Regions from separate parts of the Homo sapiens genome. Here region 2 is linked to region 1. A link is an interaction called in ENCODE POLR2A ChIA-PET data of the cell type or tissue named here. Cell type or tissue: A673. All regions are shown on one strand. Each heading gives the region's core, and the rest is flanking DNA. Links, peaks and the distances in the headings are about the cores only. Region 1 overlaps MSI2 (musashi RNA binding protein 2). Region 2 overlaps MSI2 (musashi RNA binding protein 2).

Region 1 (10,981 bases), core at 1,647-9,646:
GAAAGGGTAGACCAGAGGAGGCCAAGGCTGAAGGTTAAGAGAAGAGTTTTGTCACTTGATGGATGAGTGATGAGGACACAGGGACCACATACAACTAGGGAGAGAGGCAAGCAGTTTTTTTGGGTGCAATAGAAAGACTGATAACTGGAGATGTGGGGACAGAAAAAAGAGAGGCACGGAGATGACAACTCCCAGGTACCACTAGGATGGAGCACACAGGGACAGAATCTGAACAGGCCACTCACCTGTGTGGAACACGTGACTGGCTCCCAACAGCGCAGGCAGAATTCCCAGCCTGGCATCAAAGCTGCTACTATCTTTGCGGTCTCATGAGCTGGCCCCACAGAGCACAGTACTGGTCTTCTCTCTCAGTGAGCCTCCTCCCTCACCCCGTGATCTGAAGTCCCCTGCACTTCCCACTTCTGTACTTCCCTTGCTCAGGGCCATATTGCCTGCCTCTGCCTGCTGAAATGTAACCTAGCCTGCAAGTGAAGCTCAGATGGCAGCTTTTCCCCTCCCTACTTGGCTGGGTTTTTTCTCTTTCTCTTTTACAATCCCAAAGCACTTTGCATGCACCCAGTACTTACTTGCCTTGTATTATGGTATCTGTCACTCTCTCACCCACTAGACTCTGTGATCCCTGCCAGTAAGGACATGGACAGCTTGGTTTATCTTTGCAGCCTTCGTGGAGCTTTGGACAAACGAAGTTCTCCGTGAGTCTGGCAATACACTAAAATAACCGAAACAACACTAAAAAGTCTAAGGAGTGCAGATAAAAGAGCTCTTTCAAACTGATTCTCCTTCCCACACTCAGGATGGACCGCCATTTGTATCCTCCCAGCTCGGAATTAACAAAGACTTCAGAATTTATTGTCTAAAAGGCAGTCTACCCAGAAGAAAAACAAGAAGCCTGACCACCAGTGAATAAGCTTTCCAAACACATACAAGGAAGATGAGTTTGACAAAGTGGGTAATATAAATCCCATATATTATTTGCATAAAACGAAAGGAAATCACTTTCAAGTTCTCTGCAAGAGAGAGGTTATATAAACACTATTTCTTTCATGATTCCAATGACCCAAACTATTTTCGGAGCCCCAGTTTGGCAGTAAGAAAGCCTTGTTTTTGCTGGGTTAGGTTTTTGTTTTGTTTTGCCCTTCCCTATAGAAAGGAGACTCAGCTCATTTGGATTAACTGAAGTGAAAAGAAAGCAATATCTCTGCTCTAATTCCACAAGGCTAGGAGAGAGCCCCTTGTAAATTCATTTCTGGTTCTCAGACAAACGCTTATGAACCTGTTGATTAGAGGGAGGGTATTGTCTGCATTTGCTAGGGGAAAAAATAACCCTGTGATGTTCCTCCTCCACCAACCAGGCAGCCAAAACACTGCTTCTACTCACGTGGGTGTTCAAAGTCAGAGAGCAATTTGCATGAGTGGAGAAAACTCATTTCAGAAGCTGTTATTCTGACACTGTATCCTTGGGAGGTGACTGAGGGAATGAGCCTGGTTGGCGAAACCGACCCCCTCCCTGCAGTACCCTAACGGCTTTCCCTGGAGAGGCAGAGAAGCTGGGTCTATTGCATTGGTGTGGTGTGGGCAGTCTTGGCCTGCAAGAGTGGAGTGGGCTCAGAACACAGGTGCAGATTTGTTCCTGAGGGCTTGCTTCACCTAGTGATGCCCTCCCCTCCACGGCCAGAGCAGGGGGTCACTGGCTCATCCTCAGCCTGAACTCCTGCTTCCTTCATCCCTTTGACACTCATAGTCTTTATGGCAACTTTTCTCAAAGCACATTCCAAGGAATACTAGTTCCATGGAACCACACTCCTGTGGTCAAATTAACCTCATCTGAGGAACTCAGCATGCAGATCAAGATTCAGGAAGCTCATCACTACATATCAAAGGCTCCGTGAAGGTCTGCAGGAAGGGAGCCCGTTGAACCCACATTTCCCCAACTGTTGAATCACGGGCCCTTTCTTTCCTGAGCAGCTCCATGTTTCGCAAGGAAGATGCATTAGGGAGATCAGTATTCCTTCCCTTCCATGCGTGGCTCCCATCTGCACAATCTTTTGTTTCTATCTGTGCAAATGAGTCTGTTTTTTTCCAGATACGCAGGCAAATGAGAAACATTAAACAACAGGCCAACATGGACCCAAGAAAGCTTCATACGTTAACCAGGCGATCTTTAGAAATAAAAGGATTTAAAACTCTCAATTGAGTAGACATGAAAGTAACCCAACAGAGAAAACTGAGGGCAGAGTCCCTGTTCCTCGCTGTGAAACTTGTGCTAAAAGCAACAGTGTGGCCTGTGGCTTCACACCTGGGCCACCTTTCCTAAGACTAGAATAGTCCAGGCCAACCTGTTTGAGGCTGGATGACAGGAAGGCTGTTCTTAAATGGGAAACAAAACCCACTCTGGGAACACCCATTTGAACTGGAAACACTCAGCTCTGCAGTGAGCCGGCACTAAGGGCTCTACACGAGGCACCCTGGGAAATTCAGAAACAGAAAAGATATGAATCTGCTCAGACAAAGACTCAGCCTCCAGTGGGCAGAGGGCCTTGCCTGTGCAGGAGTGACACAGATAAAACCCAGGGGAGTTTACAGAAAGGTGAGACCATGTTTCCCCGAGAGAGAAGCAGGGAAGGCCTCATGGAGCAGGTGGCAGTGGAATTGGGTCTTCGAGCACAGGTAAGAGTTCTGATGGGGTGGAAATGGTGGCATTGCTGACATGAGAGTGACAAAAACAACCATGGGTGGTCTGAGAGAGGACGGAAGCCAAGGCCATGAGTAGCCCAGCAGGGCTGGAGAAGCTGGAACTACCTAGGGAAAGGACACAGGGCATGCTCCACAGAGGGTCCAAGCACTCAGCAATGAAGACAACTGCTTTCTGAGAAGCCTCAGCTTTCTTCAGAGGCCACAGGGAAGAAGAGGAATGACATGAACACAGTTGTTTTTAAGGCACACTTCTCTAATCACAGTTTACTGGATAAACTGGGTAGAGAAGTGTACAAAGAAGGCTGTGGTAACTACTAAGCCAGTCTAATGAAAAACAGATTTAGAATCTGAAATAATCAGAAGAAAGGAAGCTGTTGAGGCTGACAGTACTGAGTTCCGAGGGGGAAGAAATATTTGAGGAATCTACAGAACATTCCAGGTGAAACGTCCAGGAAATCACTGGCCTTCCAAGCTTGGCATTTCCCCCGAAGGAGCCAAGGGTGGAGGTACAGACATGGACCCACTCACCTAAAGGTGATGCTAGGGGTAGAGGTGGAGGGAGAAGATGCAGGGAATGAAGTCCTACGGGCATCTGCCTGAGGAGCAGGGAAAGAGAAGCGACTGCTAACGGAGGCCAAGAACAGTCACAGGGAGGAAGGTGAGCCAGAGAGAATGGCCTCTCAGCCAACAGCCTGAGGTGGGGTTAAACAAGGGCTCTGCAGCCAAACTACCTGGGTTCAAATTCCATCCCTGCCACCCAGTATGAGAGACCTTGGGAAAGTGCCTCCGTTTCTCCATTTGTAAAACCAGCTCTCGGTTCCAAACCCACCCTTTTATACTTATTCTCCACTAGACCTGGGACCCTACAAACCACTTACATTTTTGATTTGCCCCTAGCTCCCTGGTAGGCTCTGCCAACAGCGTGTGCTAGAGGGAGACCCTAAGGCTGGAGGAGGAAGAGGGTCTTGCTCCCTCCCATCTGCTGCCTGGGGGCTTCCTATTGGCTTGTGGTTCCTGTGAGCATCACCCCAGCAATGCTTCTTCATCCTGGCAGTAAAGGTGCCTTCCTGTACCAGCAGCTGAATCCAGCGTGTAGTTTCTCCCAACACTTGCAGAACCAGCAACACAGCATCCACCCCCTCAGAGACATGAGCACCAGTGGCCCAGATCCCTCCTCAGAGGCCTTGGGTTCCTCCTCCAAACATCTAAGTTTTAGTCTTTCCCTCATCAGCCCTAGGTAGGGTAAGGGTGGTGGCTTCCTGCAGTTGCTACCTCCGCAGTACCTGGCAGCAGTGGTTCTCAAAGCGTGGCCCCGCAAAACAGCCACATCAGCATCACTCGAAAACGTATTAGAAATGTGAATTTGGGGGGCGCCAGTCATTTGTGTTTGAATAAGCCCCAGAGGTGATTCGGATGCACCCTAATATTGAAGAACCAATTCCTTAGTTTTCTTTTTACTCTTTCAGTTAGTTAATTTTACATCCCCATGAACACTTCCTTAGCTTAACTCTCTGTGTACAAACAACTAGCATGTTTTCTTTTTTTTTTTTTAAGGCAAGTTTATTAAAAAAGTAAAGGAATAAAGAATGGCTACTCTATAAGCAGAACAGCTCAACTAGCATGGTTTCTATCCCCTAACTAGACTCCAACCAATGCAAGAGGGATAATAGCATCTACCTCCTAATACAACACTAATACTTATTATCATTAGTATATTAGGCTACAGAAGCCAAAAGCAGAAATTAAGAAATGTTATGGTCAGTAGAATCAAATATACAAGGATATTGGATTAGGTTATTGTTGTTGGTCTTTCAGAGCAAAGTTTTAAAATCTGATTTGAGAAAAACCTCCCAGCATGCACACACAGCCGGACTCTCAGAAAATGTTTCCTTTTTAGTCAATTCCTACATGGATGCCATGCAAAACCACTCCATCTATCAAGCTGTCAGAATGAACTGCTAAATTCTTAATAGTCTCACTCACACAAAATGTCCCCACAGTCCAGTGCATCTGGAGGGTCTGGCCTTGACTTGCTAAATGCAGGCACATTCAGATAGCCTTCAGAGGTCCCCATAACAGCACTGCTGTCTACAAACAGGGAATCTATACATGTGAGAGGCACAGAGTCTCGGGAGGTTAAAGAAGGAAGGGACCACCCCAAACTTCTCATGCTTCAGATGAAGATGCTGAGACCCTAGAGATAAAGGAACTTGTCCAAGGTCACACTGTCACCAAAGTCACGGCCAACAACAGCATCAAGCTTCCTAACTCCTCTGGCACCCAAACTCCCTTCCACGCCATGTACACGAATGACAGACTTGGCCATGGCAATATATTTCGTAAGTACAATAATTTAACAAGCAGCAAGAAATCAAATTGTACACGGGTAGAGAAGGACTACAAAAGTAAGTCTGGGAAGAGCTTAGGAAGGAGCATGGCTGTCGGCAGGCAGTTTTCTTTGCCCATCAAAATAATAAATGAAGTCAGGCATTTACTGTAGCGTGAACGCCAAAGCAACTGTGAGCCGATGGTGTTTCCAACAATCTCGGGAGACAGGCAAGACACTCCAAGACAATGCATTCTTAATGCCTTCTTAAACAGATTCTGACTCAAACCCTGAGATGGCTGGGTCTCTTCCAAGAAATGTTAGCCACTGTGAGATATCTCTTTCAGTTCTCTCCAGCAGATCTCCTTGGAATTTGCCAGATAAACAGGCAATTTATCATGTGGCCGAAGGTTGTACGTAATGCATTATCTGCCTTCCACCAGGATTTGTGCATCTGTGTAAGGCCCCTGGTTGGGCCGGTGGACTGACTCGCCTCCATCTTGAGGTGCCATAGCAACATGAAATCAACAAAGAGTGAACTGTTAAATGAATAATTTACTGATTTCATAAGAAGCTGTCTTGCAATTTATAGTTCTATTATCTTTCCTACCCGTGTCTTAACTCCTTTGTATAAAAGCTGCAATCAAGCTGAATAACATTTGAGAATCTAATAAGCATATACCACCCTGTACTCAAGCCGATAGCTATGGATTGATTTTGACAGCAGTTATGTTCCTTTGAGGCCGAGTCTTACCACTGTTGCCTTTTCCTTGCCCCTTCTGCAAAGGGGTAAAAGTTAGGGAGCAAATGACCTCCAATAAGCTTTACATTTTCAAATGAAACATTTTTCTTCTTTGGGATATTTGGAGCCAATCAAGGCAGAGTTGAGTGGCATTCAGAAGTATTATGTGGAAGAAATATCATCGACTACAATCTACCAATTGTCACTTTAAAAATTCCCAAAGAGACCTAGTTACTAGCAAAGGAGAAGGGGGAAAAAAAGCAAAGTATAGTTTCAGTGACAATTGTGGTATTTTAAAGGCTCTTTCAATATCATCAGTGATACCATTTTAGTGGCAGAAGCATATCTTGTCACTCAGCCTCAATTTAAAGGATATTTATGGAGAAGACAATACAATGAAAGCAGACTTATTTGCTGACTTATTTATTTGGGTGGAATAGGTTACAGATTATTTTGGTTCCATGCTTTTCAGCAGAATGGATATATCCTTTTGAAAGACATTACTTGCCGGCTGCTACTCTTCAGTCTCTTCAAGGAAATCAAGCTAAGAAGCAGCAACTACTAACAACAGGGAAATGCAGGCTTTAATACCTTGTCACTGAAAACCCAGATTTCCTTGCACCCACAATGGTTAACAGCCTGGGGAGATTACTAAAGGCATTTGTAATTACCATGAACCCAGAGGAAATGGGTCTTTCTCCAGTGCCTTGTGTATACCATCCTGTACTATGAGTCACTGAAATCCTATGAGTCTCCCTTATCAATGCCATCTCCAGTCTTCACATCCTAATGGTCACTGGCAATACAAACCCACTCCTTTCACTGCATGCCACTAAGGAAGAAGTTCTCTGACTGTATTCCTCATATTTAGGGCCAAGGCTAAAGTCACCTTCTTGTCAATGCTCACCTAATATCAAGGAACCATGGTTCTGTGACTGGGGTGTGGGCTGGCATGAAAACTAACTCATGCCAAGTTACCTAGGCAAACATCATGGCTTCAACGCTAGGACAGCTTGGCCCAAAAGGTAGAAGGTGGCAATTCTGAGAACACAGGATTTTTGAGCTAAATCTCTTTCCCTCGTCTATTTATAGTGCCTCGTCTCTGCGGCTGAGGTCTGAAACCCAGCCAAGCTCAGGCAGAGGTAGGCCTGTTAAGTCCTGCTCACATGATCCAATCTTGAAATTCTGAATATATTACTGAAGGGCTTAGGGTAAGGCAGATACTCTGATGAAGGTGACAAGAAATCTCTTCTGCAGCTTCAAAACTCTCCTGCTGCTGGTTGGAGCCTGAACTTCAGTTAATGTCAACATGAGTCCTGTTTATTGGCCTAAGAAATATTAAGAAAGTTATAGCTTTTGGGGGGTTTTATTTTGGGTTTGTTTTTAATGGTTACATTGATATCTAACATGCCAACATTAATTCTTCATATTTTAACTTTGCTAGGCTGATATTTGAAACAGCTTTTTCTCCTGACAAAAGAGCCTTCGTGGCTGGGCGTGGTGGCTCACATGTGTAACCCCAGCACTTTGGGAGGCTGAGGCAGGTGGATAACTTGGGGTCAGGAATTCGATAGCAGCCCGGCCAACATGGTGAAACCCCATCTCTACAAAAATTAAACGAGCATGGTGGTGGGCACCTGCAATCCTAGCTACTCAGGAGGCTGAGGCAGAAGAATCGTTTGAACCTGGGGAGGCAGAGTGAGCTGAGACTGCGCCACTGCACTCCAGCTTGGGTGACAGAGCAAGACTCCGACTCAAAAAAAATAAATGGACCTTCATGAGTTGGTAATGTGAAGTAGAAAGATAACACATTTCAGTTGTTCTGACCTGGGTTTGAATGCTGGCAGAACGTTGGATATATTACTCAATCTCCACAAGCTGCAGTCTCCCAATGTGTAAAAATTAAATTCCCACTTCTCATACCTATCAATGAGGATCAAATGGATCATGTGGGAAGGTGCCTGTCTAGCCCACAGTAGGTCTCAGGGATGGCAGCTCAGATGTGGCCATGAGAACCTTGCTGTCCAGGTGACAGCCCACCATGAAGAACAAACAAAAATACAAAGTTCAGTGGCTCCAATTAGTGCAGATGTGTCTGAGTCTTTCACCGCTGCTTTGCTTTACTTGAGAACCAGAATTTCTAATCCTGATTCTTTTGATGTGTCCTTCCTGCTCTTCATTGAAAGAAATGTTGAATTTCCCATAATTAAATATAATTATCATTTACGATTAAACCTTAAATATAAAAATGGAGTATCTGGGATGTTTTACCCACAGCAGGGTTGGGAAAACAACCCATTCTGAGAAAGAAGCAATCAGGAACACTGAGTCCAGAGAAGACAGTTAAGACCCAAAGGCCAGGTTTATTGTCCAGGAATATGATGACATAAGAAGGAACCTATGCTCCAGGTCAAACTAACCTTTCCCATCTCCAAATCCTGCATGCCCCAGTACGCAAGGCAAAAGGGGCTGCCTCTCCCTCAACCCCAACACTCAAAGCCCCATTCCCAAAAAATGGCTTGAAACTGTGGGGCTGGTCTCAGAGTGTCCTTCATCCTGATTGCTGTCAGTCCTCCCAATCCCCCAGCAGCCCAAGGGTCTCCATCATTTTGTAGGGCTCTATTGGCTGGAAGGTGCCACTCTGCCAAAGCACTCCCACCCCTTCCCTCTAGTCCTGTTCCTTATCTGTTATCCCCCTGGGGCACACACAGTCTTCTACTTGTTTGGCTGGCAGCCCTTTGCCAGAATTAAGCTCCATGAAGGCTGGAGTTCTGTTTTCCACCCCAGTGCATAGGAAGGCATTAGCACACAGCACACACTCACTGACTATTTAAATGAATGAACGAATGAACAAATGCAGCAGCAAAGAGACAAAGTAGCGACTCTCTCACAGGTTAAACAGTTAAGTCTTGCTTGTTTCCTAGAGAAAAGAAATCAGTATTTCAGCAATGGTGGGGGAACAAAAGCAATGAATGAATGGCTTGGCCTCTTGCCCATGGCCAAAACCAAGGCTGCTTTGCACTAAAATCTAGAACAGGATCCCTGAATTCCTTCCGACTCTGAGAACCACTGTGTGATTCTCCCAGGGCAGTCTGAGACCTCACGGTGGCCTTCGTCATATCTCTGGCTCAACATGAGAATTCAGAAACCCAATGACATCAGTGCTGGCCTTGGATGTAACATGGAGACGTCAGTGGTAATCTGTCTATGTCACTTGGTTTTGTCGGGGAGATAGTAGTACAATGCGTGCTTCAGGGGCCTGTGGACTTTCCTTTCTTGAGAAAAGAAACTAAGATATCTGGCAGTGCATCCTAAAGGCTTCAAGTTCTGTAATTTGAAACAAAACACAAGCATTAAGTAACAAATAAAGGCTTCTCTAGTGCTTTTGTGCTGGAAAAGTAGCTTTAAAGATGTACATCAGAGCCAGCAGGGCACCCAGGATTCTTGAATCTGGGGCCCACTAGGTGCCATCGATTCTGCCTTGCAGATTCTGCCAAATGGCTTCTTCTCATCAGCAGAGGTCAAACTCCCCCAGAGCTAAAGAGGGGGCCTCTGGATGAACTGTCTATTGGCTTTTGGCCTGCAGCCAGTGGGCCCGCCATCAATGTGCCCAGTGTGGCATACCGTCTGCTAAGAGACTACAGAGCACGTGAGGAGATGACCCGAGAGCTTCTCTGGGTGGGCGAGTCTTCTCAGGAGCAGGCCGGGCAGAGGCTCTGTGCTCTCTACATGCTTAATTTACCCTCTGAGCTGCAGCCAGCATCCTAGCAGTGGGGAGAAGAGAGAATAGCTGTGGCTCTCTCTCCACTCCTGGAGGTGCAGAAGGGGCTGGTTACATGGATTAAACCAAGGCTGCGATAGTCTCTTGCTTCAAATGCCTTCCACTCATGACTGCCACTTGTTCCTGACCTTTCTGCCAGGAAATCACCCAGGAGGGACAGGGATGTCAAGTCCCCAACATCTAAGAAGAGAAAGCTTTCTCTCAGAGCCCTCAAAGCTTCAGAAGCTGTTCCTTTTGCCAACCTCTCCACCCCCAGCACCTAGCACACTGCCTTCTCTTGGGGCCCTCCCTGGCTTAGTCTAGTCCCCTTGGGTGCATTTTGCATCAATGCATAAGCAAAAGCTACTTTCAGAGCACTCAGTAGGCTTTGTACAAATGTGTACAGTCTTTGCAGGGCTAGGGGGTGAGGGCCCATTCTCATTTTCCCCTGCAGACATCGACATCACTTTGCTTGCGGGAGGTGGGGAAGGAGGAGAATTCTAGGACATGGGTTTCGGTTAACTACTACTCTGTTGTTTGATCAAGACCATTTCAGGAGCAGCGCAGGGCGTCAAAAGGAAACCCATTTGTGATCAGCAGTGTCAAGGGTTTCGAGCAGCCAGGCTCATTGGCAGTCGGCTTTTGGTGAAACTGCCAGATGCTGAATCCATTAACAGGCAATTGTGTCACGAGAAAGCCCAGCTTGTCAAGAGATTCCTTCGGTGGGGCCCACCTGCTGTGTTTACCTCTCCAGAGTACAGATAAACAGCTCCTGCTTCCTCACCCTCCGACACACACACACACACACACACACACACACACACACACACACACACACACACACACCAGGCCTTATGGACCAACAGAAGTGAATGGTCTAGAATTCATCTTTTGACCCTACCCTGCCTTTCCACAGTTAAGGCCAGGCTCAATTTGGTAGAATTTTTCTGTCCCCACTATGAGAAAGTCCCTGTCTCAAAGACTTGCTAAGCATGAGACAGCTGGCCAGACGGGGGTGAGGCCTTGGAAAAAGAAGAATCTTGTTTTACAAGCTTTAAATGGGGAAGAGAGTGAGAACAGACAGGTCTAGATGGGTTGGGGCATGGGGACTGGGAGGAGAACCAGGTATTTCCTTACTTGGCTCTGGAAAACCCATGACATTCCCATGTGATCCTCAACAAATGACGGAGCCTCTGTGAATCTCAATGTTCTCACCTGTCAAATGAAAACACTATCATCTTCTAAGAGCTGTTTTAAGGGTTAAATGAGGTAATATATCCAAAGTGTTTAGTTTGGTGCCCAACCCTCAGCCACGCTGAGGTCCTAAGGGACAGCAAAGCTCTAAGATGGAAGGAACCTGGATCCCTGAATCAACCGGTATCCTTGAATCACTGCACAGAAGAAAAGGCAACCAGAAACCTCTGTACTGAACTGTTAA
Region 2 (10,981 bases), core at 2,028-10,027, 200 kb before region 1:
ACAAAAAGTATTAAAGGAAGTTCTTCAGGTGGAAAAATAAGATACCCAAAGAAAACTTGGATTTACACAAAGAAATAAAGATGACTGAAAATGGTTAAAATAAAGGTACATATGAAAGGGTCTTCCCCTTATTTTCATTCCCTCTAAAACATAATTGATTGTCTAATATGAATTACTATTGGGCCTAAGGAAGAAATAATACTAATTCTATATAAACTTTTTTAAAAAATAGAAGAGAAGAACTATTTCCCAACTCATTTTATGTGGCCATCACTATTCTGATACCAAAGAAATTGAAAGAAAATAACAGTACAAATTAACATAGACACAAACATCCTTAAGAACATATTAGCAAACAGAATCTAGTAATATGTAAAAAGGATAATATATCATGACCCAGTGGGCTTATACTGGGAATGCAAGGCTGGTTCAACATTTAAAACTTAGTTAATATAATCGCAATATCAGCAGATTAAAGTATAAAAACAATATGACCATTTCAATATATGCAAAGAACATTTGACAAAATTAAACATCCATTTATGCTGCATACATGCTCTCAGCATCCACACATGCTCTTAGCAAAGTAGGAATAGGATGGAACTCCTTAACTCAATAAAAGGCATTGACAAAAAACTTACAGCTAACATCATACTTAATGATGAAAGACTGACCACTTACCTTTAAGATAGGGAATGAGTCAGGGATATTTGCTGTTGACATTCTTGTTCAACATTGTACTAGAGCTCCTAGCCAGTGAATAAGGCAAGAAAAATAAATAAAAGGCCTACAGCTTAACAAAAGACAGAAATGAAACTATTTTCAGACAGTATGATTATCTACATAGAAAGTCCCAATGAATCTATAAAAAAGCTGCCAGAATTAATAAGGGAGTTTAACAAGGCTGAAGGTCAAAATACAAAGTTCAACTGTATTTCTATACATGAGCAATGAACAATTGGAATTTAAAAAATTTTAAGTTAAGTACCCTTTAAACTCACACAGAAAAACATGAATTATGTCCAACAAATTATGTTCAAGTTCTATATGCTGAAAACTACAAAACATTGATGACATAAAGTTAAACAGAAAAATGTCCCTTGTGTATAGATTCTAAAACTCCATCTTGCTAAAATGTCAATTATCTTAAAATTGATCCATAGATTTAGCACAATTACAATTAAAACCCTAGCCACATTATCTTGTAAAAATCAACAAGCTCATTCCAAAATGTATATGGAAAACAAATGAACTAGAGTAGCCAAAACAACATTGAAAAAGACCAAAGCTGGTGGGTTCACTCTACCTGATCGCAATACTTAGTATAAAGATACAACCAAGATAGTGTGGTATGGCAATATAGATAGATAGATAGATAGATAGATAGATAGATAGATAGATGAGAGAGAGAGAGAGAGAGAGAAAGAGAGAGAGATTGATTAGTGGTACAGAACAGAATAGAGAATTCAGAAAGACCCACACAAATAGTCAACTGATTTTTGACAAAGGTACAACAAAACTCAATTTAATAGAGAAAGGATATTCTTTTCAACAAATGGTGCTAGAACAACTGGATTTCAATATGTGGAATAAAAGAAAAACCAGACCCCATATCTCACACCATACATAAATGTTAACTCAAAATGGACCACAGACTTAGGTCTGTGCAGACTTAGGTCGCATGCAAAATGCGAAACTATAAAACTTGTGGAACAGAATATAGGATAAAATTGTTGTGCCTTGAGTTAGACAAAGATTTCTTAGATATGACACTAAAAGAACAATCCATTTAAAAAGATTGATAAATTGGATTTCATAAAAATTAAGAACTTTTGCTATTTGAAAAACATTAAGAGAATAAAGAGAATAGCCAAAGACTGGGAAAAATATTTGCAAGCACGTATTTGATAAAGAACTTGTATTCAGAATATATACTCTTAAAACTTAATATGTAAACAAGCAGCCCAACCAAAAAAATAGAGACAGACAGGGTCTTGCACTGTCACCTAGGCTGGAGTACAGTCGTACAATCTTGACATACGGCAGCCTCAGCCTCCTGGGTTCAAGTTATCCTCCCACCTCAGCCTCCAGAGTAGCTGGGACTACAGGTGCACACTGCAATGACCAGCTAATTTTTGTATTTTTTTTTTTTTTGTAGAGATAGGGTCTCACTATATTTCCCAGGCTGGTCTTGAACTCCTGGCCTCAAGTGATTCTCCTGCCTTGGCCTCTGAAAGTGCTGAGATTACAGGCATAAGCCACCATGCCCACCCTACCCAATTTTAAATTTGGGCGAAAGATTTGAGCAAGTACTTCATCAAAGAAGATATCCAGATGTTGATAACATGCAAAAAGATGCTCAAGATCATTACTCATTAGAGAAATACAAATAAAAATCACAATAAGATACTACTACAAATTCATTAGAATGACTAAAAAAAAAAAAAAAAAACTGAACAATACGAAGTGCTAACAAGAATACAAAGTAACCAGAACTCTGAAAAATGTCTAGTGGTAATGCAAAATATTGCAGTCACTTTGGAAAACAGGTTGGCTAAAGTTAAATATATGCTTGCCATATGACCCAATGTCTTCGCCCTATTTACCCAAGAGAAATGAAAAATTATATTCACCAAAAACCTGTCCATGAATGTTTATAGTGGCTTTATATATAATTGCCAAAAACTGAAAACAAATTGGGTATATCTATATAATGGAAAACCAACTCAGCAATAAAAATAAGTACTTGATACACAAAACATTGATGAATCTGAAAACGCATGCTGAGCAAAAGAAACCAGACACAAAGAATCCATCCTGTTTGATTCAAGTTATATGAAACTTTAGAATAGGCAAAACTAAGCTATAGTGACTAACAGTAGGTCAGTTATTGTCTGGGACCAGGGATGCCAGTAAGGAGCTCAAGAGAATTTTTGAAGTGATGGAAAGGTTCTCTATTTTGACTATGCAGGGAGTTAAACAGGTGTATAGTATATATTTGTCAAAACTCGTGGAATTGTGCACTTAAAATGGATGCACTGTATTATATGTAATTTCATACCTCAATGTATCTGATTTTTAAAATGCATTATTGTCTTTGGAAGGTAGGAAGGATTGTGGCCTTGAAACTGTTGTATTTAGCGCTTACATGAAACCACGTTCTCCCAGAGGGATATCACTGTCCCTGCAGCTTCCTGACCACAGGACTCTTTTGGCATGCTCCTAGCTACCTTTTGCTCCTATCAGAATCATTCCCTACCCTTTTCTTTTTCTATTAACTCAGTTCATATTTTATTATTCAAAAAATGGAAATAGTTTTTAAATGAAAAAGTGATACATATTTTCTATTAAAATGTAGAGAGAGAGAACATACTATTAATAAGCACATGTACCCTAGAACTTAAAGTACAATTAAAAAAAAAGAGAAAACCCACATATCACTGCATACAATTGACTTTCTCTTCCCAGACGTTCTTGTATTCCCTTTTTTAGACAGCTAATTTTAAAGTTAATTTTATCTCAGCTGAATATACAAATCCACACTTCTTTTGAAAAATTAAAAAGGACAGGAAAAGCCAGAATCCTCTTTGACCACTTAATGTCTTCCCCATTTCACCAGTCGAGATGTAATTATTATTACTGGAATGTGGATCCCAGCTCTTTTAAAAATAGTTTTGTTTGAAAATTTGTATTTTCATAGAGTCACACTTAAAAAAATTTTTAAATTGTATCTTACAGAATTTTCAGTGAAATCTTTAAACATATATTTTTCAGCATGTCACCTCTTCCTATCCCCCTCTCCCACTTGTCTTATTTCTCAGCCCCACATCCCAGAGCCCATGTAAACAACCTAGAGTGTACCCCTTTCTTTGTATCCATGTCATCATACATGTGATGTATATACACATATGTATCTTCACATATATACATATGTAGTTTTAATTTGTGTGTGTGTACATTTATACACACACATACATATATATGTATTTTTCAAAGATATTTTACCTTATTCAACTGTGTTTCATAAATTTCTTCAAGCCACTTGTTAGATTCTGGGGTTACCTGTTTTAATGGCTGCCTAATTTTCTATGATATGCTGTATATTGATACTTCAGTCCATAATTTCCCTAGTGATGGGGAATTCAACCATTATTATAATGCATATACCTCTCTTATAAAGTTTATCCTTAAATATTTTTTCCTATTTCCATTACTGAGTGCTTACTACTGGAGAGGAGGAGGCCTAGTGGTTTTTGTATATTTATCTTACATCCAGCCATCTTGCCAAAGTTTTCATGAATTTTAGTAGCAATTTTTCTGTATTCATTTTATTTTACTGCAGTCTTTTAAAATTTCTAGAAATAAAATCATCTTTGTCTTTTCCTCCCAATGTTTATGTCTTCTGTTATCTTAGTTTTTAGAAGGTTTAAGGTAATAATAGTGACAGCAGCACCCCTACAAGTTCCTTATTTTAATTGAAACAGGTTTTGTGTTTCACAATTTAGAATAATTAATGTTGGTTTGGCAAATATTAATAGTCTTTTGGTAAAGTGTTTTCTGTTTCAACATTCCATGGTGTTATTAGAAAGAGCTGCCATATTTTTCAAATACTTTATCAGCACATATTGTTATGGTCATATGGTTTTCCTCCTTTAGTTTGCTAGTATAATAGATGTTGACAGATTTCCTGATGTTGAAATGTCCTTGAATTCTTGAAAGAAGTCCTGCTTGGCCATATTAAATTACACTCTTGATATATTGTAGAATTCTACTAGCTAAAATCATATTTCAAATTTTTACATCTGAGCTCCTAAGTCTGTAGATATATTTTTTGTTTTATTACTGTATTGGGTTTTGACAGCAAAGCCATGTGTTTCATAAAACAGGAGAGCTTTCTTTCCATATTTCTCTATCATCTGGAATAGTTTAAATGGTGCTGGAATTATTAGTTAGATAAAACTCATTTGGATCCAGTCTATTTTTCAGTATTATATCTTTATTTATCATTTCAGTATCTTTTGTGATATTAAGTTTATCCTGGTTTTCCACTTCTTACTAGTTTTGGTAATTTATATTTGCTAAGAAATTTTCTGATTCCCCTGAATTTTTTGGTTTGTTGCCAATATTCATTCTTTTCTCTGTTAACTCCTTTCATATTCTTCATATTGTATATTTTTGCTCATTTCCCCTTTATTCAGGGGCACTTGTCCATTTTATTACTGTTTATAAAAATACAGCCTTTGGACTTATGTTTTCTATTCTATTGCTTTCAGCTTCTATTTATCAATTTCTTTTTTTCTAGTTTTTTTGGTTGCTATTTGCTACCTTATTAAGGAGAAAAAGTAATATATTCCTTCACCTCCCCCAAAAAAAATTCCATCTGAAGGCATTTAAAGCTTACATTTTGAGTACAGCTTTGGCTATATGCTATTAAGTTTGGGTATAATGTGTGTTTTCTGTTGCTTTTTGGCAGTTTGTATGTAATCTTTTTTAACTTTTCTCTCTGATCCAACAGAATGTTTCTTAATTTGTACACAGTTATAATATTTATAGCCACATGTTAATTATTTGTTTCTAAAATTTTTTGGGGGGGGGGCTGCTGGCCAAAATTTATTTGATTTTTATGTTCCATGAATATAAACCAAAAAAATGTGCAAACTCTATTCGAAGAGCCATCAGATCAGGTTATATAGAGCCATCAGATCAGGTTTACTAATTGCATTATTCAATTCTTCTATGTCTTTATTTTTGTCTATTAAATACATCTAGTTCTAAGAGAGGTATATTAATCTCTCTAACTGTATTTTTATTTTTTATCAAGTTCTCTGCATTTCTAGTGGCTTTTGATTTAAAGTCTTCAGTTCCTCTGATAATTGGGACATAAGAGTTTACTGCCACTGTATCTTCTTAATAGATTGTGTCTTTTGTCATGACATAATATTGCTGTGGAGTGTTTTTAACCTTAAATTCCACTCTGTCTGATACTGACATTTCAGTTCTTGCCCTTGTTCTTTGTATTTGCCTATTTTCTCTTTGTCGGCCCTTTATTGTTAGCCATTTTCATCACTTTAAGTGTGTTTGTATACACAGCACGTAACCGGGTTTTGTTTTTTCTAAACACATCTATTTTGTAATGATAGAAAATTCAACCCATTCATATTTAGATAATGGTAGATTCAATTGATCTCACTCCTTCTATCCTACTTTGTGTGTTATTTATTTTACATTGTTGTTTCTTCTTTTTCCTTCTAGTTTTTGCTGATTTGTTTTCTATTTTATTTTTTTATTTTTTCTCCATGAAACATTAAAACAGGAAAATTTGTTGTTCTCTAGCTTGGTACTGTCCTACCTCTTTTTTTAGTGCATTTTGTTGACTCAGGTAGGCACCTAGGTTAGAAGCCTCACTCCCACCCTCCCAGGCACACTCAACACTGACGCTGACATTTGTCACCAGGCTTGAACCCAGGGGCAGCAGGATGTATGGGAGATGGGGTTTCATTCTGCCACTCAGCAGCTATACAACCATGGGCAAATTATCCACCTTATTTGACCATTACAATGTAGATAGTCACGTGGCACAGGTGGGACTAAGCAGGGCATGTGTATGATCCACTTGGCATATAGTTGGTGCTCCTGTTCCCTGCTCCCTCTCTCCTTAGGCTCCTGGGCTGGGTTTGGGCCTCCCCTTTCTCTGAGCTGAGCAATCAGGATGAGGAGCATGGCCACGATGGCCGGCCTCATGTGTCTGGCTCACTTCTCTCAGGATTCCTAAAAGGGATTTCTCACATCAGCTTCCATTGGTCTTTCATTTCTGTGGGGCAGCAGGGATTATACTCTTCTCTCCTGCCCCTAAACAATGTAACGAGACACTGTGGAGTGCTGTCTGTGGACACACAGGAGGTGGGCCTGGAACCCAGTGCTCCTGCCTCCAGCTCCAGATAAAGGAATGCACCTTCGACTGTCTCCTCTAGGACCCCAGTGTAGCGGGAATGCCTTAAAACAAAGTTGTTAGTGTTGCAGCTTTTTGAAAGAACCTGTCTAGCTGGTTTTCTGGTTTTCACCGGAAGACCCATTTTACAAAAAAGATAAACTTGTTATATGCAGGAGACAGGAAATTGGAGGAGGGACCCAAGAAGGCCATGTCCTGGAGAATACAGCTTTCCTGGGGGCCTTGAGGAAGCAGCTAAGGGCCACTGTCCTTCATCCACGCTTCATCCCTTGCACTCCTCTTGGCCTGGTGTTTCTCTCCAGGGCTTCAAAGCTGAGGAATCCACTGATTCAGAGCATGCTGTAGCCGTCATCACCAGGTATTGGGACTTGCCCTCAATGTACTGGGTCTCAATTCTTTTGTATCCTCTCGTTTGTTTGGTAGAGAGAGGGGTGGAAAGTATTGTAGATGATCTATCTCTACATCTTTAGTTTTGTGATTGTAATGATTTCCAGTAGGCAAAACTTAAAACTCCTTGAGGGCAGAGGTCTGATACCTATTCAGACCCCTACTCAGGGGTCGTGGAATGCGGTTTGGCGCCTTCTCCCAGCACTGTTGATAACTGAGGGCAGCACCCGGGAGGGCCCCTTAGCTCCTTCCACCATCTGGGTCCTCTGATCCGCAGGACCTTTGGGGTTTATTCCCTGTCCACTCATGGGTTCTGTGTACCTTCTGCTGTTAATCTACACCCCTCTCCCGTCTGCTCTTCCATCTTAGTGCTCTCTTGCCACTTCATAAAAATGGTGCCACAAGCTCCCTGGGGACAAGGCAGGGACTTCTTCGCTGCTGGAGGCCCACGGCCAGCATTCATGCTGAGGGGTGAGGGTGGCAGGTGCGATTTGATGATATCCTCTCCCGCCCAAGCAAAACAACAGCTCTCCCAGACCCCAGACCTCCTCTGCAAGTGAAAGAACACCAAACAACTCTGTTCAAAACAGTTTATTTTATTTTATTTTTTTTTTTGTCAGACAAACACATTGATTTCTGGACCACAGTAGAGGATGGAAACCTTTCACAAACTTATTTATTTGAAAATACAAATATAAAATTATACTTTCCACATCTGTGATGTGAGAGACTGCCATCCACATAGTAATTTTTTACAACAGGGCTTTAAGAAAGCCACACACAAAGACCTGAAAGATGCTTGAGATATATATATAGATAGTACATATATATGTATATATATAAAAAAAATACTCACTACCAAAGTTCTCATCAGTTTCATACTAAAGTATAAAAGTAAGGGTGAGGTCAGCCACAGTGCTAGGGAAAGTTTTATTTAGATACATTTATGTCCACATGAAACGCTTAGACTTGCATCCTATTACATATGGAATTCGGAGTTTACAATACACCATGAACGGCAGATTGGCTAGCCCACGCTACTTAAGAGGACACTCACAGATTCCACATGGGATGGTACATTATGTACAGAATACAGTAGTAGAGAACCTTCGAGGGAGGCTCTGGAACTTTTGTCTCTCAGCCTCCGGCCCCCTCCCCCATCATGCCCCTGCCTCCCGGAACTGAAATCCTGTCTGAGACAATACATTCTGATTATTTGATAGCCAGGTGTTTGGATTAAGGTTGCCCCCCTGCAGGTCCCCGACAAGAGGGATGGATTTTATTTATATGTTTTTGTGTTTTAGTTTACTTACTTTTTTTTGGTAGAAAAAAAAGAAAGAAAAAGAAAACAAACATATTACAGTATTAAAGTATTGCTTAACTTCCAGCGTCTCCTTGTGTAGTGTCTGTGCCCAGGACGGGGCTGAGCTGACGTCTGCTAGTTTTCTGCTTTGGGGTGAGGGTGGGGAAACCCGCCAGTGTCTTTCTTCAATGTGCTTGCCTGCAGTCAGTCCCTCTGCTCTCCCACTGTCTGCCTTCCTTGGAAGATAGCCTGGCTTGCGAAGCACATTCAAGAAAAAAAAAAAAAAATCTCCCCTCCCCCACCAGCCCCCCACTCTCCCTCTGTTCCTGCGTGCCACTTGCAACCAATAAAGAGAAGTATGAGTTAGTGTTTCTTTTGTAAACAATTTCATATGCAATATAATACAGAAAGCATGGCTGACCTTCAATAAAAAATGTAGTAAACGATATTGCTTTATTCTTGAATATGCTGCAGTGAGTGAATGGCAGAATGAAGCAGTGTGGAGGTGGTGGAGGAGGCTAAGTCCCTAGCCCTCGTTTGCACTAAAGATCAAAATAGGTTTTGTTTTTCTATTTGGAACCAAAAATAAATTTTTTCCCCAAAAACCCCCAAATGAAAAGGAACAACAAGCAAAACCCACCCCCAAGAAATCAAAAACAAAACAAAACCAAGAACAAAAACTGAACACCTTTCAGGTCATTAGAACCAACAATTACCCAATGATTTTTATACTAGTCTAGCAAGATGTGTGTAACATTCACTGGCTGTGATTGCTGTGCAGTGAAACAGTAAATTGACAGCAATAGAGCCATGCTACCTTAAAGTCCAAGCTACAAGTTCAAATTAAGATGAAGGTTATGAAGGATAAAAACGCAAAGGCCTGCTGGGGCTTTGTTTGAATCAAGCTAATGGGCGACTGGGATAGAGCGCGAGGCTGTTTGGTATAGAGCGCGAGGCTGTTTGTTCCCAGTGGATATAAGGAAGGCCACGAGCCAAGTCTGTGGAAGCTGCTAGAGAGCAGACCAAGGCTTGGTCATCTCCGTCAGCCCCATGCCCAGCTAGGACCGGGAATGGGTCCGGGAGCTAATGCCACTCACTCGCCTCTGCTTGGGAGGAGAGGAGTTCGGGGGTCTCAGGCAGATGGATCTGGAAGCCAGAAAGTCACCCGGTGGCTGTTTGATAATTCCGGGGAAAAGCCATCAGCCAAGAGGGTTTCTCCCCCAGGGAAGGCGAAAGGTGGTTCCCATGTTCGCCATTGAGCTTAACTGAAACAAAGACGAGGCTGAAACATCAGTGTTAAAAGAATTTACAAAAATCTTTCAAAATGGACTTCTAGATGGAATGGGGGGACTAACGTGAACCTTAAACCTAGGTAGCCACATTAAAACATATCGGATTTCCACAAGATTTGTGCTATGGGCTACTGGGTCTCTTCAAAAGGTATATAAACATCTAAAACATATTCACACAGATTATCAATTTCTTCTGAGCATTCTTAAAAAAATATTTTTTCTCTTAGTAAAATCATTTTAATATACCATGCCTCCCTCTTTTAAAAAATAAATTAAAAAAATCCAGTTTTGCATATCTAGCATTAGCATTTAAGGTAGTATGGCACCCCTTCACAGTGGGTGGGGGGGGGGGGATCTACAAAACGCCGTAGAGTCCGCCGGCATTTTAACATGGTGAGACCTTGGGTTAGTTGAAACCACATCAGATCAGCTAAAATAAAATTAAACTTGAAATTGAAAAAAATAATTAAAGGAAAAAACTGCCCCAAAATTATTAGCATTTTTTTTCATAAATAAGAGAAAGTTCTATCCTTACTGGTCCTAAATCTGAATAACTATGTCTAATTTTTTTTAAACCTTAATTATGTTATACCTATCAATATGTACTAGAAGAAAGAGGAGAAAAAAAGTCGCTACACTAGTACCAGGACAGCACGCTTACAAGATAGCCATTTTATACATTATTAACATACAATGATCAACAAAGAGTCTTCTATGAGGTGATGGGGGATGCAGAGAAAAGGAAGGGAAGTACAGTACATCACCAACATGGACAAAATAGGAATTAAATTCCCTCGTCTAAACACTGAATTTCTGGGAATTTACTATTTTTTCTTTCTTTTTTTTTTTTTAAATAAAACTTATGTTTTGTTGTTTTATGACTTGAACAAGTTTTGATATTTTAAAAGCGCTCAGCATTTAATCTGGTTGTTTGGGGGAAAAGAAAAGAAACAAAGAAAGGAAAAAAACAACAAAAAAACCTCACCAAACAACCTAACATTTTATTAGAAAAACAAAGAACATGATTTTTTTTTTAATTAAAAAAAATGT

Evidence for each region. ChIA-PET counts read pairs that join two places held together with the same protein. Peaks named below come from ENCODE experiments on the same cell type or tissue, not always from the same donor. Only the 100,000 strongest peaks of a DNase experiment are listed, where the experiment ranks them.
Region 2: POLR2A ChIA-PET joins it to region 1 with 10 read pairs; 2 of 35 experiments call an interaction of 5 or more read pairs at or near these places.

Annotation. Positions count from the first base shown.
Region 1 is chr17:57,476,554-57,487,534 of GRCh38, reverse strand. All of the region lies in intron 6 of MSI2 (musashi RNA binding protein 2), which reads right to left. Among named protein-coding and RNA genes, the nearest start is that of MSI2-AS1, 130 kb to the left of the region's middle. RefSeq lists enhancers at 1,513-1,572, 1,164-2,060. In A673, for the core only: no CTCF peak of the experiment used is centred there; DNase peaks (open chromatin) are centred at 5,404, 6,464, 6,914 and 8,504; H3K27ac peaks cover 3,485 bases.
Region 2 is chr17:57,681,621-57,692,601 of GRCh38, reverse strand. It overlaps MSI2 (musashi RNA binding protein 2), which reads right to left. Exons shown (of 14, transcript NM_138962.4): 14 at 7,913-10,981. It also overlaps the pseudogene RNU7-134P. Among named protein-coding and RNA genes, the nearest start is that of CCDC182, 58 kb to the left of the region's middle. In A673, for the core only: no CTCF peak of the experiment used is centred there; no DNase peak of the experiment used is centred there.